Linked DNA regions of Homo sapiens: region 1 is linked to region 2. Evidence: chromatin contacts called from ENCODE Hi-C data. All regions are on one chromosome and are shown on one strand. Each heading gives the region's core, a stretch centred on a gene start or an enhancer-like site at or near the end of the contact. The rest is flanking DNA. Distances are from core to core; before and after follow the strand shown.

The links. Hi-C counts contacts between places; a loop is a spot of excess contacts on that map. Pooled maps may share reads with other maps.
Region 1: a map of OCI-LY7 shows a loop between it and region 2 (2.4-fold over the local background). The contact joins the promoter of FASTK here to the enhancer-like site in region 2. A Hi-C loop is called at or near these places in 2 of 168 maps with a recorded cell type or tissue (CD8-positive, alpha-beta T cell and OCI-LY7) and 4 of 50 pooled maps.

What each region holds. Positions count from the first base shown.
Region 1 is chr7:151,075,429-151,082,356 of GRCh38, forward strand. FASTK (Fas activated serine/threonine kinase) reads right to left here and starts at 5,381. Exons shown (of 10, transcript NM_006712.5): 1 at 5,257-5,381; 2 at 4,072-4,494; 3 at 3,414-3,593; 4 at 3,134-3,273; 5 at 2,451-2,664; 6 at 2,193-2,352; 7 at 1,882-1,973; 8 at 1,673-1,808; 9 at 1,485-1,599; 10 at 1,196-1,404. The coding sequence starts at 5,338. The coding sequence ends at 1,297. It overlaps TMUB1 (transmembrane and ubiquitin like domain containing 1), which reads right to left. Exons shown (of 3, transcript NM_001136044.2): 2 at 6,747-6,928; 3 at 5,657-6,472. The coding sequence ends at 6,121. It overlaps SLC4A2 (solute carrier family 4 member 2), which reads left to right. Exons shown (of 23, transcript NM_003040.4): 20 at 1-80; 21 at 178-347; 22 at 585-758; 23 at 859-1,095. The coding sequence ends at 939. RefSeq lists enhancers at 1-795, 796-1,771, 3,724-4,700, 4,701-5,676, 6,394-6,688 and 1 more and silencers at 1,574-1,653, 5,116-5,795.
Region 2 is chr7:150,893,558-150,900,183 of GRCh38, forward strand. No RefSeq gene overlaps it. Among named protein-coding and RNA genes, the nearest start is that of AOC1, 44 kb to the left of the region's middle. RefSeq lists an enhancer at 4,964-5,258 and silencers at 4,964-5,124, 5,142-5,201. Within about 2 kb of position 5,099, at least 4 of the 41 ENCODE cell types and tissues checked have a DNase peak (open chromatin) inside an H3K27ac peak, as active enhancers do; they include OCI-LY7, where a contact is called at or near this core.

The DNA.
Region 1 (6,928 bases), core at 4,131-6,630, 180 kb after region 2:
TGTGGCACCTGGGGACAAGCCCAAGATTCAGGAAGTCAAGGAGCAGCGGGTGACGGGGCTGCTGGTTGCCCTGCTTGTGGGTACGTTGCCTCTTGCCTTTCCCTTCCCAGTGGATTCCCCAGGGCTACTGGGGCCAGGGGACCCCGGGGCCAACTCTTTCTCCTGCGCCTCCCGTAGGCCTCTCCATAGTTATCGGGGATCTGCTCCGGCAGATCCCCCTGGCCGTGCTCTTTGGAATTTTCCTGTACATGGGAGTCACCTCCCTTAACGGGATCCAGTTCTATGAGCGGCTGCATCTGCTGCTCATGCCGCCCAAACACCACCCAGATGTCACTTACGTCAAGAAGGTGAGCCCCCCAGCTCCCCACCGGAAGGGGTGTGCCTCTGGCCATCCTGGTCTACTTGGGTCACTCTCCAGCTGCCCCCTCCCATCTGCCCAGTTCAGCCAGCCCCCACCTCCTCTCTGTACCAACCCAGCTCTGGCACCTAGGAATGTTCTTCCATCCCCGCCTCCGAAGAAGAGAGAGGCTCTTCCCAGCAGCAGGCTAGGGAGGAAGCTGGGCTCACCTGTCTCCGCCCCCCAGGTCCGGACCCTCCGTATGCACCTGTTCACGGCCCTGCAGCTGCTCTGCCTGGCCCTGCTCTGGGCCGTCATGTCCACAGCTGCCTCCCTGGCCTTCCCCTTCATCCTCATCCTCACAGTGCCGCTCCGCATGGTGGTGCTCACCCGTATCTTCACCGACCGAGAGATGAAATGTGTAAGCCCTCCCGTCTGCCTCCCCCGGTTCCTCTTGCCTCCCTGTGGATCTGGAAAGGCCCCCCCACTTCCCTTCTTGACCGCCACCTCCCCACACACAGCTGGATGCTAACGAGGCAGAGCCGGTGTTTGATGAGCGGGAGGGTGTGGACGAGTACAATGAGATGCCCATGCCTGTGTAGCCGCCACCGAGGGACAGCCGAGGGACCGATGGACGAGGGGACAGGCTGGTGGGATGGGGTTCCCCCTCCCATGCCCCTCCCTCCTTTTTATTTAAGTGAATAATTTAAAGTCTTCTCCTCCCCCACTGCCCCTGCAGTAAAGTGCTTTGGCCCCCACCTATCTGTGGCCTTTTGTCTTTGTATGGGGGGCGGGGCATGAATGGAAGAGGCGGGGGACTCAGCTCTGCTCCCCGTCCCAAAACTGAGATTCACAACGGGGAAGGAAAGGAACTTTAATGAGAAATCAAAACACAGGGAACCAAAGTGCAAATCATCCACCCCCCATGGGGGGGCCATCCTGAACCCCACATCAACCCCTCAGCCCCCTTCAGGCCCCCAGCGCAGGCCCAGGGCCTGGAGCTTCTGCCTCAGGTAGCTCTTGAGCTGGGGCAGGCCTCTCTGGGACTCCAGTTCCTCGAAGGGTAGCTGTGGGGAGAGGAGAGGGCGGCAGGTTACCCGCAGGCTGGGAGTGAGGATGCGCCACGGGCCAGGCCAGGGCCACTCACCGGCAGGAGCTGGTAGCCCATCAGGCCTAGGTGCCGCTCCCTCAGGGCCCTCGAGCCCAGCAGCACCCGGCCGTCCCGGCAGAAATGCCAGCGTTCCCGCAACACCAGCACCACCCTGCAGGGGGAGGGACGTGGCTCAGGGCATGGCGGGCAAGGTGGCCAGGGCTCCCCCACCCTGCCTCCTTTACCTCTGGGCAGGGTCTCGAGTAGTGGCGCTAGAGGCAGCCTGGCCCTGTGGGCAGGACCTTGGTGGGTATGGCAGGAAGGGGTCCTGGGTCCTCACGGGAAGCACAGCACCAGAGCTGCTGGCGCACAGCAGGAAGTCTGGAGGGGAGCAGGGCCGGCGGCCTTAGCCAGGGCTCCGTCTCCCCGGGCCTGCCGCCTGCCCCTTGCTCACCTGTGCAGTAGCCTGGAGGCACAGTCAGGTCCTGGCGGTATTTCTCCTCCCCCAGCAGCTGGCGCAACCCCTCAGCTACTATGTCCTTGTGACTGAGGAGAAAGGACACCAGTAGCAGGAAGGGCCCGGCACCTCATCCTAATCTGTCCCAGTCTAGTGCCACCACCCTGGGCAAAGCCCTCTGCTGCTTCAGGGCCCAGTTTTATGGTGGCCGAGAGCTCCTTAGCTTTGGCGCTTCATGGTCCCTCTGGCTTTTCCACTCTGCTGGTCCCAGGCTGGCCCCTCCCCTTGCCCCAGGCTGCCCCATCCACCTGTACTTGCAGCGGGCACGGTCGGTGATGAGAGGCTGGGGAAAGATGGGCACTTGCTGCCTTCGGGGAAGGCGGGGACCCCGGTATCCTGGGAGCTCCAGCTCCACGGCCGTGTCCAGCAGGGAGAGGTAGCGACGCACAATCAGAGCATGAGGGGTGCCTGTGGGGAGGCGGGGACTGGGGCTCTGGGCTGCAGGCCACCCTGCTCCCCTGCCTCTCCAGCCCTCAGGGGCCCAGCCAGCCATCCTGGCTGCGTACCACTGATGTAGTTGATGAAGCCAGGGGAAAAAACAAAGTGCAGGGCTCTGAAGGGCAGGCACCGCAGTTGGCACAGTGACATCAAGATGTTGACTGTAGCCAGGGGTGCCACCCCTGCTTCCCGAGCCAGGATCCTCTCAAGGCAGGGCATAAACTGCTGTTCCAGGGGCAGGTAGTTCAGTCGCCCAAAGGGCAGGACCAACTTCTGTACCACCTGTGGAGGAAGAGCAGTTCATTACCCAGTGTCAAGTATTTCTGCAGTCATCTTTTACAAGCTAAGCCTTAGAGAGGCTTAGCCCTCAGGTTTACAACACTGCTGTAAAGACAGGACAGTCCCTCCGGCCTCACAGTTCAACAGCAAAGCAGTCACGAGCTGCACGTGACTAATCACCAGACAGGCAGAGGGGACATCGCTGTGGGGTCTGGCCCTGAAGACTTCGAGAGGGATGGGTGGAGCTAGGATGCTGCTAAGAGTGCTTTGGGAAACTGCAGATTTCCAGGAATGCATGCTGCTGACAGGAGGTGGGCAAGCCACAGAAAGGGTGTAGAAAAGATGCAGGTCCCAGGGGACAGAGAGGGTGTGTCTGCTTCAGGAAAAGGATAGCCGAGCTGCACGAGGCGCTGGGCCTGACAAGGTCCCTGAGAATGACAGAGATGCACTGGAGGGTGGGTGGCAAGCCCACCTTGCTGCTGAGTTGCGTTTCCTGAACCACCAGGAAGTGGGCAATGGCTTCCAGAAGCTGGGGCTCCCGCAACCGGTGCCGGGCCAGGTGCTGGGCCAGGAGCACCATCACGTGGGGAGTCAGTTCCTCTGGCCTTGCCTCTGTGAAGAGCAGCCTGTCACGCTGGGCCTCAGCCGGACCTCCGGCTGGCTCAATTCCACCTCAGCCCAGCCAACTGAGCCCACCTTCCTCCTCCTGTCAGCCCTCCCCACCCCCATCTGATTTTAACCCCCTCCAGCACCTGCCAGGCTGCTGATCAGATGCTGCCGTGGATACCGCAGAAAACGGGGGCAGCTTAGAGCAGCTTCCAACCCTTGCCCACCTCGGAGAAGGGGCTGCAAAGGGGGAGGTGGCTTCGGAGGGAGGCGGAGCCTTCGCTCCTGTTCCAGGGCACACACCAGGGGACCATCAGATGGAAAGCCTGAGGGGGAGAGGTAAAAGGCAGCCTGGTAACAGAGCTGTGCTGCTGTTCTTATCATGGGGTTACTTGGTGAATTCTCCACCTTTCTCCTCTCCCGTTTCCTGAGCGGGAAGGTGTGCTAGAGTTTAAGTGCAAACACTAGAGACATGTAAAGTATCATGTGGCTATGAGGTATCGAAACGGTTTGTAGGGAGTACATACAAAGATGGCAAATAGGCTTTCATCTCATACCAATTGTGACAAATTATGGTGGCTTCCTAGGGCACTCTATTAGCAGGAATCTGGGGTGGCACCCTAGCGAGGCCGGAAGGAGTGCGTTCGACTCATGATGTCTGCCGCAGACATAGGACGGGAGCAGGAGCAAGCGTTCCTGGGCAAACGCCTGAGAGGCTGGGTCTCTGTCCGTGGTCCTCTACTGTTCTCCCTATTCTTCATTAACACCTAGCCCCCCAGGCGCCCACCTCAAGCCCCTCCTCACCAAGTAAGACTGCAAGGTGCAGACACACGTGGATGGTGTGAATGTCAAAGGAGGGGCAGTTTCGGATGATGAGCTGACTCAAGTCCTGCAGTGTGACCTGCTCCACAGGAGGGGGCCGTGGCCGAGACCCCAAGAGCTGGCCCAGACGACGAAGCGCCACCGAGTAGTGGTGGGCGCGCACCTTGCTGGGGTTCTGGCCCAGCCAGCGCAGCAGCTCCCCAGGGCTCTTCGCCTGTTCCAGAAGCCGCTGCAGTCCTTGCACAGGACCTGCACTGGGGCCTCCTCCAACAGGCCGGTCCCCCCATTTGCTGGGCCCCAAACAGCAGGGCTGTACTGGAGGGATCAGCAGCAGGCCAGACAGCCGAGCAGGGGAGGTCTGAGCAGAGAGCAGGACTCGAAGCATGGAGTTGGGTGATGGAGACCCTGAGGGGCAGCCCAAAAAAGGGGGTGAGGTTTTCTCCAAAGGGGAGAAAGACCTGCTACCTACTGCTTACCTCACTCCTCATTTAGGGGGCCTGTGGTCAGAGCAAGCCTTTGTGACTGCTCTGGGCCTCTTCCCCACCCCGCCCCTCTGCCTCCTTCCACGCCTTTGAAACAGCAATCATAATCCTCAGTGCGCTCAGCGCAGCACTACTTGCAAAGCAATTCCACATGCACCATCTCTGATGCTCCTTACACGCCCATGAAGAGTAGGCAGGGCTGGCATTACCTCATTTCACCGGTGGAGAAACGCAGGCCCAGAGCAGCGAAGGGGTTAAGTTAAGCCCGAGGTCATTAACCGGGTTAGTGGTCGCGCCCAGTCTGGAGCCCAGGCGGCACCGGCGTGCACTCTCCCGACCACCTCCCTCTCCCACAGGAGGCGGCGGCGGCACAGAGGGTGGAACGCGGGCTCCGCGGCTGGACGGTGCTGGGTTCCATGCTGGGCGCTCCCACTCACCAGCGGCGTGACCTTGGACAAGTGGCTTCGTCTCTCTAAGTCTCCTCACCCGTGAAATGAAAACGCAGCGCCCACCTCGCAGGGCGCGCGTGGAGCCCGAGTGCACCGCTTTGCGATGGCGCGGAGTCGGCGAAGTCGGGGGCCCCAACACCCACCCCGGCCCAGGGACGCCAGGAGACCGTGGCCGCTGCCGCTAACACCAGCTCCCGCTGCCCTCCCGCAGCCCTCCCCGCAGGCGCCACCCCTACATGACTCCCCGGGCCCTGCGCAGGTCGCTCCCTCAGTCGGTCTCGGGGCCCGGGGGCCGGGTTCCCCCCGCGGCCTCCTCATCGGCTAGCCACCGAGTCCGCCATCTTCCCAGCAGCCCCTAGATAGCCGCCCGGACGCCAATCCCGAAGCAGCTATCGGTCTTCGGAGACGTGGCTCCCGGCAGGCACTGCGAGCCAGGGAGCCGCGAGCCCCGCCCGCGGGAAGTGCGCGCCCGGCGCCGAGGGCGGGGCCACGGAGGCCGGCGCCAAAGCCAGAGCAGAACGCTGGGGAGAAGGGAAGGCGGAGGGCCAGACCCCAGGCGCAGTCCGTGCCCTTCTCTCCCAAGGGGCGAGGACTCCCCGCCCGCCAGCCCGCACACACTCAGACACACTGCAAGAGTGAAAACTTCACAGTTACTTTAATCTGCACGGGTTCCGGGGAACTCCTCTGCCCCTCCCCGCTCCCCTTCACCAGCCTCCCACCGACCTGGCGTCCCCAACTCAGCCCAAGGAGCTGTCAGGGATTGGAGGCGGCTGGGTCCTCCGGCAGAACACTAAGACGGGCCCCCGGGGCGGCCCGGCTCTGCCCGGGGCCGAGGCAGCGACAGCAGATGCCCGACCCCGAGGAGCCCACTCCCAGTGCGGGCTGAGGGTCAGCAGCCCCGGGAGGTGGCCCCGAGCCCCGGCGGTCGCAGGGCGGGGCCTCCGCCAGTCCCGGGAGTCCTCTGCGGCGCAGGGCTGGGCTCCAGGGCGGCGGGAAGAGGCAGGCCGGAGAGGCGGGCCTGGGCAGGCAGCAGCTCCCGCCGCGGCGCGGGGAGCAAGGTCCGGAGGGGCCGGCGACGCTGCCAAGCGCCCGCGGAGGCACTACGGGCGGTACATGGCAAAGGCCAGGAGACTGAGGAGCAGGGTGAAGCCGGCCAGGCCCAGAGTGGCGGTCAGGGGAAAGAAGGGCCGGTACTGGATCTGGCAGTACCAGAGCAGCAGCAACAGCAGGAGCAGCAGGGGCAGCAGCAGGCTGCCGATTTCCAGCCCGGAGGGGCCGGGCTCGGACCCCGGCGGGCAGGGGGGATTTGGGGGACCGACTCTCGTGGACACGTGGCAGTGGAGAACGCAGTTGGGAGGGAGGTGAAGGCTGCCCAGGGTCTGGGTGTCGTCGCCTAGCAGCTGCCCTTGGTAGATGAGTCGCACCTGCTGTTCCCGGCCGGGAAACTGGGTCCTGAGGAGAGAGGGACCTGGGTAAGAGAGCAGGCCTCAGGCAATCCTAGTCCCTGGCCCCGGAACAGCACTCCCACCCTCCCCCTGCCCTCCACAACACACCGGCCCTGGCCTGGGAGGGGCCGTCTGCCAGGGGAACAAGTACAGTTGTGATCTGGGGCGCTCAGCGCCTCCAGTATAAAGGAGGGCTGGGTCTTAGGTGTCTCTGGGGGCCTTCTGCGACCACTCTCCCAACCCCTGTCTTTAGCATTGCTCCTGCCTCTTGACCTACTTACCTTTTCAAGGAGCCAATGGTGTCGTGGGGCCAGGCCCTGGCCACCTGCTCTGAATCATTGAGGAATTTCAGCCGTAGCACGAGGGGCTCCTGCGGGGAGTCCGGGGCTGGCGGTGTTGCTGTGAACCCCGTGCTGGGCTCTGGCTGTGCAGCTTGACCTCTGTGTCTCAGGCTGGGGGTCTC
Region 2 (6,626 bases), core at 3,849-6,348:
TGATGAAGGTGGCTACATAAACAACAAATTCTCAAAGTAAATAAGACAGCCTTCTGTTGGAAGAAGATGCCATCGAGGACTTTCATAACTAGAGACATTCATAGTCAATGCCCGGCTTCAAAGCCTCAAAGGACAGGCTGACTCTCTTGTTAGGAGCTGATGCAGCTGGTGATTTTAAGTTGAAGTCAATGCTCATTTACCATTCTGAAAATTCTGGAGCCTTTAAGAGTAACGCTATATCTACTCTACCTGTGCTCTATAAATGAAACAACAAAGCCTGGATGACAGTATATCTGTTTACAGAATGGTTTACTGAATATTTTAAGGCCACTGTTGAGACCTACTGCTCAGAAAAAAACTGTTCTTTTCAAAATATCACTGCCCATTGACAATGCACCTAATCACCCAAGAGCTCTGATGGAGACATGCAAGGAGTTAATGTTGTTTTCATGCCCACTAATACAACATCCATTCTGCAGCCCATGGATCAAGGAGCAATTTCAACTTTCAAGTCTTATTATTTAGGAAATACATTTTGTAAGGCTCTAGCTGTCGTAGATAGTGATTCCTCTGATGGATCTGGGCTAAGTAAATTGAAAACCTTCCTGAAAGGATTCACCATTCTAGATGCCATTAAGAACATTTGTAATTAATGGGAAGAGGTCAAAATAGCAACATTAACAGAAGTTTGGAAGAAATTGATTCCAACCCTCCTGAATGATTTTGAAGGGTTCAAGACTTCAATGGAGGAACTCACTGCAGATGTGGTGGGAATAGCAAGAGAAGTAGAATTAAAAGGGGAGCCTGAAGAGGTGACTGAGTTGCTGCAATCTCATGACTAAACATGACTGGCAGCCAGGCGCAGTGGCTCAAGCCTGTAATCCCAGAACTTTGGGAGGCCGAGGTGAGCGGATCATCAGAGGTCAGTAGTTCAAGACCAGCCTAGCCAACATGGTGAAACCCCTTCTCTACAAAAATACAAAAATTAGCAGGGCATGGTGACATGTGCCGGTAGTCCCAGCTACTCAGGAGGCTGAGACAGGAGATCACTTGAACCCAGGAGGCAGAGGTTGCAGTGAACTGAAATTGTGCCACTGCCCTCCAGCCTGGGCAACAAAGCGAGACTCCATCTCAAAACAAAACAAACAAAAAAAAACCTTGAATGGATGAGGTGTTGCTTCTTATGAATGAGCAAAGAAAACAGTTTCTTCTTTCTTTTTTATTTTCTTTTTTGAGACAGAGTCTTGCTCTGTTGCCCAGGCTGGAGTGCAGTGATGTAATCATGAATCACTGCAGCCTCAAGCTCCTCAAGTAATCCTCCCACCTCAGCCTCCAAAATAGCTAGAACAAGTGAATGCTACCATGCCTGGTTCTTTTTCTTTCTTTTTTTTTTTTATATATAGGCAGGGTCTCACTATGTCGCCCAGGCTGGTCTCAAAGTCCTGGCCTCAAGTGATCCTTCCACCTAGGCCTGGGATGATTCCAGGCTGGGATTACAGACATGAGCCACCACATCCTGCCTGTTTCCTTAGATGGAATATACTCCTGGTAAAGACGCTGTAAACATTGTTGAAACGACAACAAAAAAATTAGAATATGACATAAACTTGGTTGATAAAGCAGCAGCAGGGTTTGAGAGAATTGACTCCAATTTTGAAAGAAGTTCTACCTTGGGTAAAATGCTACCAAACAGCATTGCATGCTACAAGGCAATATATTATGAAAGGACAGTCCATTGATGTGGCAAAATTCATTGTTTTCTTGTTTTAAGAAATTGCCACAGCCACCCCAGCCTTCAGGAACCACCACCCTGATCAGTCAGCAGCCACCAACACCAAGGCAGAACCCTCCACCAGGAAAAAGATGATGACTCACTGAACGCTCAGATGATTGTTAGCATTTTTTTGCAATAAAGATTTTTTTAATTTAAAGTATGTACATTGTATTTTTGACATAATGCTATTGAACACTTAATAGGCCACAGTATAATATAAACATAACTTTTATATGCACTGGAAAACCAGTGGATTTTTATAACTCACTTTATTGCAATATTTGCTTTATTGCGGGGTCTGAAAGTGAACCCACAATATTTCCAAGGTGTGTCTGCACCTGTTGTGGGTTGAACTGTGTCCTCCAAAAAGATATATTGAAGTTCTAACCCTTGGTACCTATCACTGTGACCTTATTTGGAAACAGGTCTTTGCAGATGTGATCAGTTAAGACGAGGTCACGCTAGAGTAGCGTGGACCCTAATCCAATGGCCAGTGTCCTTATAAGAAGAAGAGAAGACACAGAGAGACACATACACACTCAAAGAAGAAGCCCATATGCAGACAGAGGCAGAGATTGCAGTGATGCTTTCACAAACCATGAAACACCTGGGGCTACCAGAAGCCAGATGGATAAGGAAGCATGCTCCCCTAGAGGTTGCAGAAGGAGCGTGGCCCTACCAACACCTTGATTTTGACCTTCTGGCCTCCAGAACCATGAAAGAATACATTTCTGTTGTTTTGAGTCACCCAGTTTATGCACCTTGTGGTGGTGGCCACAGGAATCCAGTAACACCCCCTTCTAAGAGGGCAGCCAGGCAGACGAGGAGAACTATGCAGTTAGAGGCTGTGGGGTGGACAGCAGGGGACAGGTCATCAGGGCACTGTGCAGGTCCAGGTCCATGATGCTCGGAAGAACACACACCTGCATCCAGCAGAAGAGCCAGTGTTGCATATCAGCCACCCAGAGCCCAAGGGTCCATGTAAGCAAAAATGGCCACGCCAGTGGGGCCACTTTTCCTCCAAGCCCCCTCCCCTCCATCCTGGCCCCAGGAGCATCAGCAGGTGTGGGAGAGGAAGAGAGGAGGGGACGGCCAGACCTGCCCCTCCCCAGGGTAGGAGCCTTGGACCTGGGGTCCAGCAGAGCTGGGAGGAGAGGCAAAACTGAACTGGATGTCAGATGTTGGTTGAACTTGACAGACCTGTTTCACACACAAACACAATCAAAAAACTATGGTGGGATCTGCGCCAGCCTGATTAAGGTGGGGAAGGAAGATCCAGCAAGACACACGGGTTGGGAATCAGGGACTGCTGGGAGACTTAGCACGGAGACACTGGACTTCAGGGAACTGGAAGCTGGGAGGATGGGTGAACTAAGAGATAAACAGGGTGGGTACTCCAGAGACAGCAATGCCCAGAGAGGCAGGGGCAGAGGGAGGGCGTGGAGTTCCCAGACCCTGCAGCCGGGTCACCAGTGGAAGCTGGGAGCCCTGGGGGCCTGTCTGTCGCAGCTGGAGAGAAAGGGAGAGAAGGTCCAGCCCCCTCTGTCTCATGCTCAGGCCTCCCATGGGTGGAACCTGGAAGTGTGGGAGATACCACTTGCAGGGGTCTGTCCCCACAAGACATGGCAGAGGAGGGAGAGGACAAGTGTAGAGTCTCAGGACAACAGATCCAGGACCAGCACCGCATGTAGAAAGGCAGTGAAAGGAAAGGGGGAGACCTCCACTTCGGCCCTGCCCCCTCCCTATCTAGCTCCGACTGGTCGGCAAACTGGTTCCCAGCCATGCAGCCCCAGGAAATGGCATTGATGGTGCTTGGACCCAAAGTCATGTCTGTGGGGTTCATCTCCTGGAGGAGGATCCCTGGCCACACCCCTTGGGGTGGACAGATCCCTCTCCCTGGAAATTCCCCTTTGGGGTAGGCAGATCCCTCCATCTAGCAATTTGCAGTTCACAGACCCCAGAATGCAGGGCCAGAGACAGGGACACTCCCAGAGTTACCCGGGACATCCCTGTATGTGTTTGGTTGTGGATCAGAGGAGGGAGAGGCTTGTTCAACACACAGCCACCTGCCCCTCACCAGAGACAGAGACCCTGGGGCTGGGGAGGAATCCAGTCCATTCGCTCCAGACACCCACCCCAGGCTCAGGAACAGTGCAGAAGAGAGACAGGGGCTGGCTCCGAGTGAGAGAGACACCCGCCATTCCCAAACCCTCTTTGCGGAGGACCACGAAGAACCCACCAAGCAGTGTAAGGAAAGAAGAAAACAAACAAGGACTTATGACCCGGGCCCACCTCTCACTCCAGCCCCAAGTCACTTCCCCTTCATGTAAAGCAGGTGTTATTTTGTTTGCGGCTCTTCAGCTGCCAGGTGGGGATGCAAATGAGAAAAGCTGAGACTCAGTTGTTTCACAGAAAGAAGAGGAAACCAGAAGATGTCGGGACACCAGAGCCTGTTGCTTTTCGAGGCCTTTTAGGATAGGGTAGCAATTGAAGGTGGCCTCAGAAAAGGATGATTGGGAAAGGGGGAGGTAACTGAGGTCCCCTCACCTAGCCTGGGGGCCCCTTCTCTTCACCAACACCTACAAACCCTTGGCCTCAAAACCCAGGCAGTGTTCCGGCCACCTCATGTAGCAAGGGGAGCCTGGAGACAGAGGACGGGCCCCGGGTCACACACAGAGTGGCCAGATTGGGTGGAGACCTGCGTGTCCTGGCACCAGGAGTCTCTCCACGAGCCTCTGCAATTTCTCAAACTTCAGTGAGATGAAGACTCATTTTTGCAACTTGGTCTCTATTTGCTGCACTGTTGGCCATTTCAAGCTTGTACCCGCAGTCAGCAAAAGGAAGTGTTAATAAGCTCGCCCACATAAACCCACTTTGCCCACTGCTCAAACCACCGCAAACCAATTTTTCCAGGCTGCTGCCAGGTTAGGCTCCCTTGGTGTTAATTTCCTGCTCAGTAAAGCAGTGAGTCATCTCCCTCCCTTCTCTCCAGCTCTCACTATTGCTCTGAGACCAGAGTCTGCAGCAGAGGGGTCACATGGAATCCTTTAGTACAGAAGTTCACGACCTGGACGAGGAGACGCAGGGACCGCCAACTGGCTCCTTGGAAACTGCCCGCAGTTGATTCCGAAAACACACCTGAGCCGAGAAGCTCCATGCAATCTGGAATTCCTGGAGTTCTTGTCAGCGTCCACTGCCATGCAGGACTCTGGGGCACTTGGCTTGTCATTGGCTAAAAGATGGGCTGGGTTCGAGGTGCAGATAGCTGCATTTTAGCCGCTGGTGCTGTCTCGCTTGGAGGAATGCTGTCTGCCACGCGACCACCAGGTGGCGCACAACACCTCGCGGCGACTGGACCGGGCACGGCTGCCTCTTATTAATCCCGCGGAGAAAACAGAGGCTGGAAATGCCCCCGGGGTGAGGCTTGACCAAGAACGGCAGACTCAAAATGGCTCCCTGTGGACCAAGTTCAGCTGAATGGAACAGAAAAATGTGTTCACAGCGGCTTCAACAAGAGACAGTCGTGTTTCTCTGTAAACACAGTCCTGAGTGGCTTAGGGGCCCCATGAAGGCCTAGGGCACGCAGCCTCCTTCCTCCTCACGGCCTCCACCTGGGATGTAGCCCCCAGCCTCCTAGTCCACGGTGACTGCCAGAGCTCCAGCCATCTCATACAAGTCAGGCAGTAGGATGGAGGAGGGGACAGAGAAGGGTATGGCTACCTTCACTGTGCTTTGCCGGAATTCACAGACATCACTTGTCTTACAACTCATTGGCCAAGCCTTAGCCATGGAGGCTGGGGGTGGGCTCTTTTGCTGGGCTTTGCCACCCCCAAGTAATTTCAGGCTTTAGTTTAGAAGAAGAATATGAGGATGGCTATCTCACGGCGACGTCAGCCACATGTGAATATGCGCCACTGGAGTTCCCCTGCGCCAACCCAGCATATTTCCCATTCCCTGGAAACCTCAATAACTGGGGCTCACTTCCTGCCTGCCCCTTAACCGATTTGACTCCCAAATATATGTCCCATGTCCATATTCTTCTCTTACACGCCAAGACCTGTACCTCTACCTAAACGTCCTGTGAGAACCTCACACTCCACATGTCTAAGCCGGTTTATCACCTCCTCTATCCCCTGCACAGGCCAGCCCTTCCTCCTGTGCTCCCCAGCCCAGGGTCTATCATCATGTCCCTTGACCCAAGCCAAGAACCGAGAGCCTAGGCACCTGCTTCCCTCCACACAGCCCCTCTGCCATCTACCCGTGAGTCCCACCTTCCCAGCATTTCCTGAATTCGTTCCATCTTTCCTTTCCCCATGATGACTTACTGCTCATCACCCTGAGACCCCAGTCTCGCCTCCATCAGACCAACCTCAACGCGGCTTCCAGAGGGGTTGCTCTGAAATCCAGATCAAACCCTGTCACCCTTCTGATTGAAGCCTCCATGGCTCCCAAAATTTTCAACGTGATTTATCAAGACCTTGAGAATCTGACCCATCCCTACATCCTCCACGTATCAGTTAGCATGGGGTAAGCATTTAACATGTGCACAAACCAGGCAGTGACTCCCTCCGTCCTCACAGCTCCTCTCTGAGGTGGCGGGTGACAGTCTGGGTTATTATTATTCAGCAAATACTCACACTCCTCCCGTATAGACTCCCCTGCTCATTGATGTTGGACTTGACCACCTGACGTGTTTTGGCCCTGGGGCTGTTGGAGGATGGAACTAGCAGAAGCACTCCATGCGCCCACATGGCCTGGCTCCTTCTTTCCACTCCAGAAGTCCAGGGTAAGAAGAGCTTCCTCCAGAGAGCCTCTGCTGTGCCCCAGGACAAACTTGGTGCAACCACCTGAA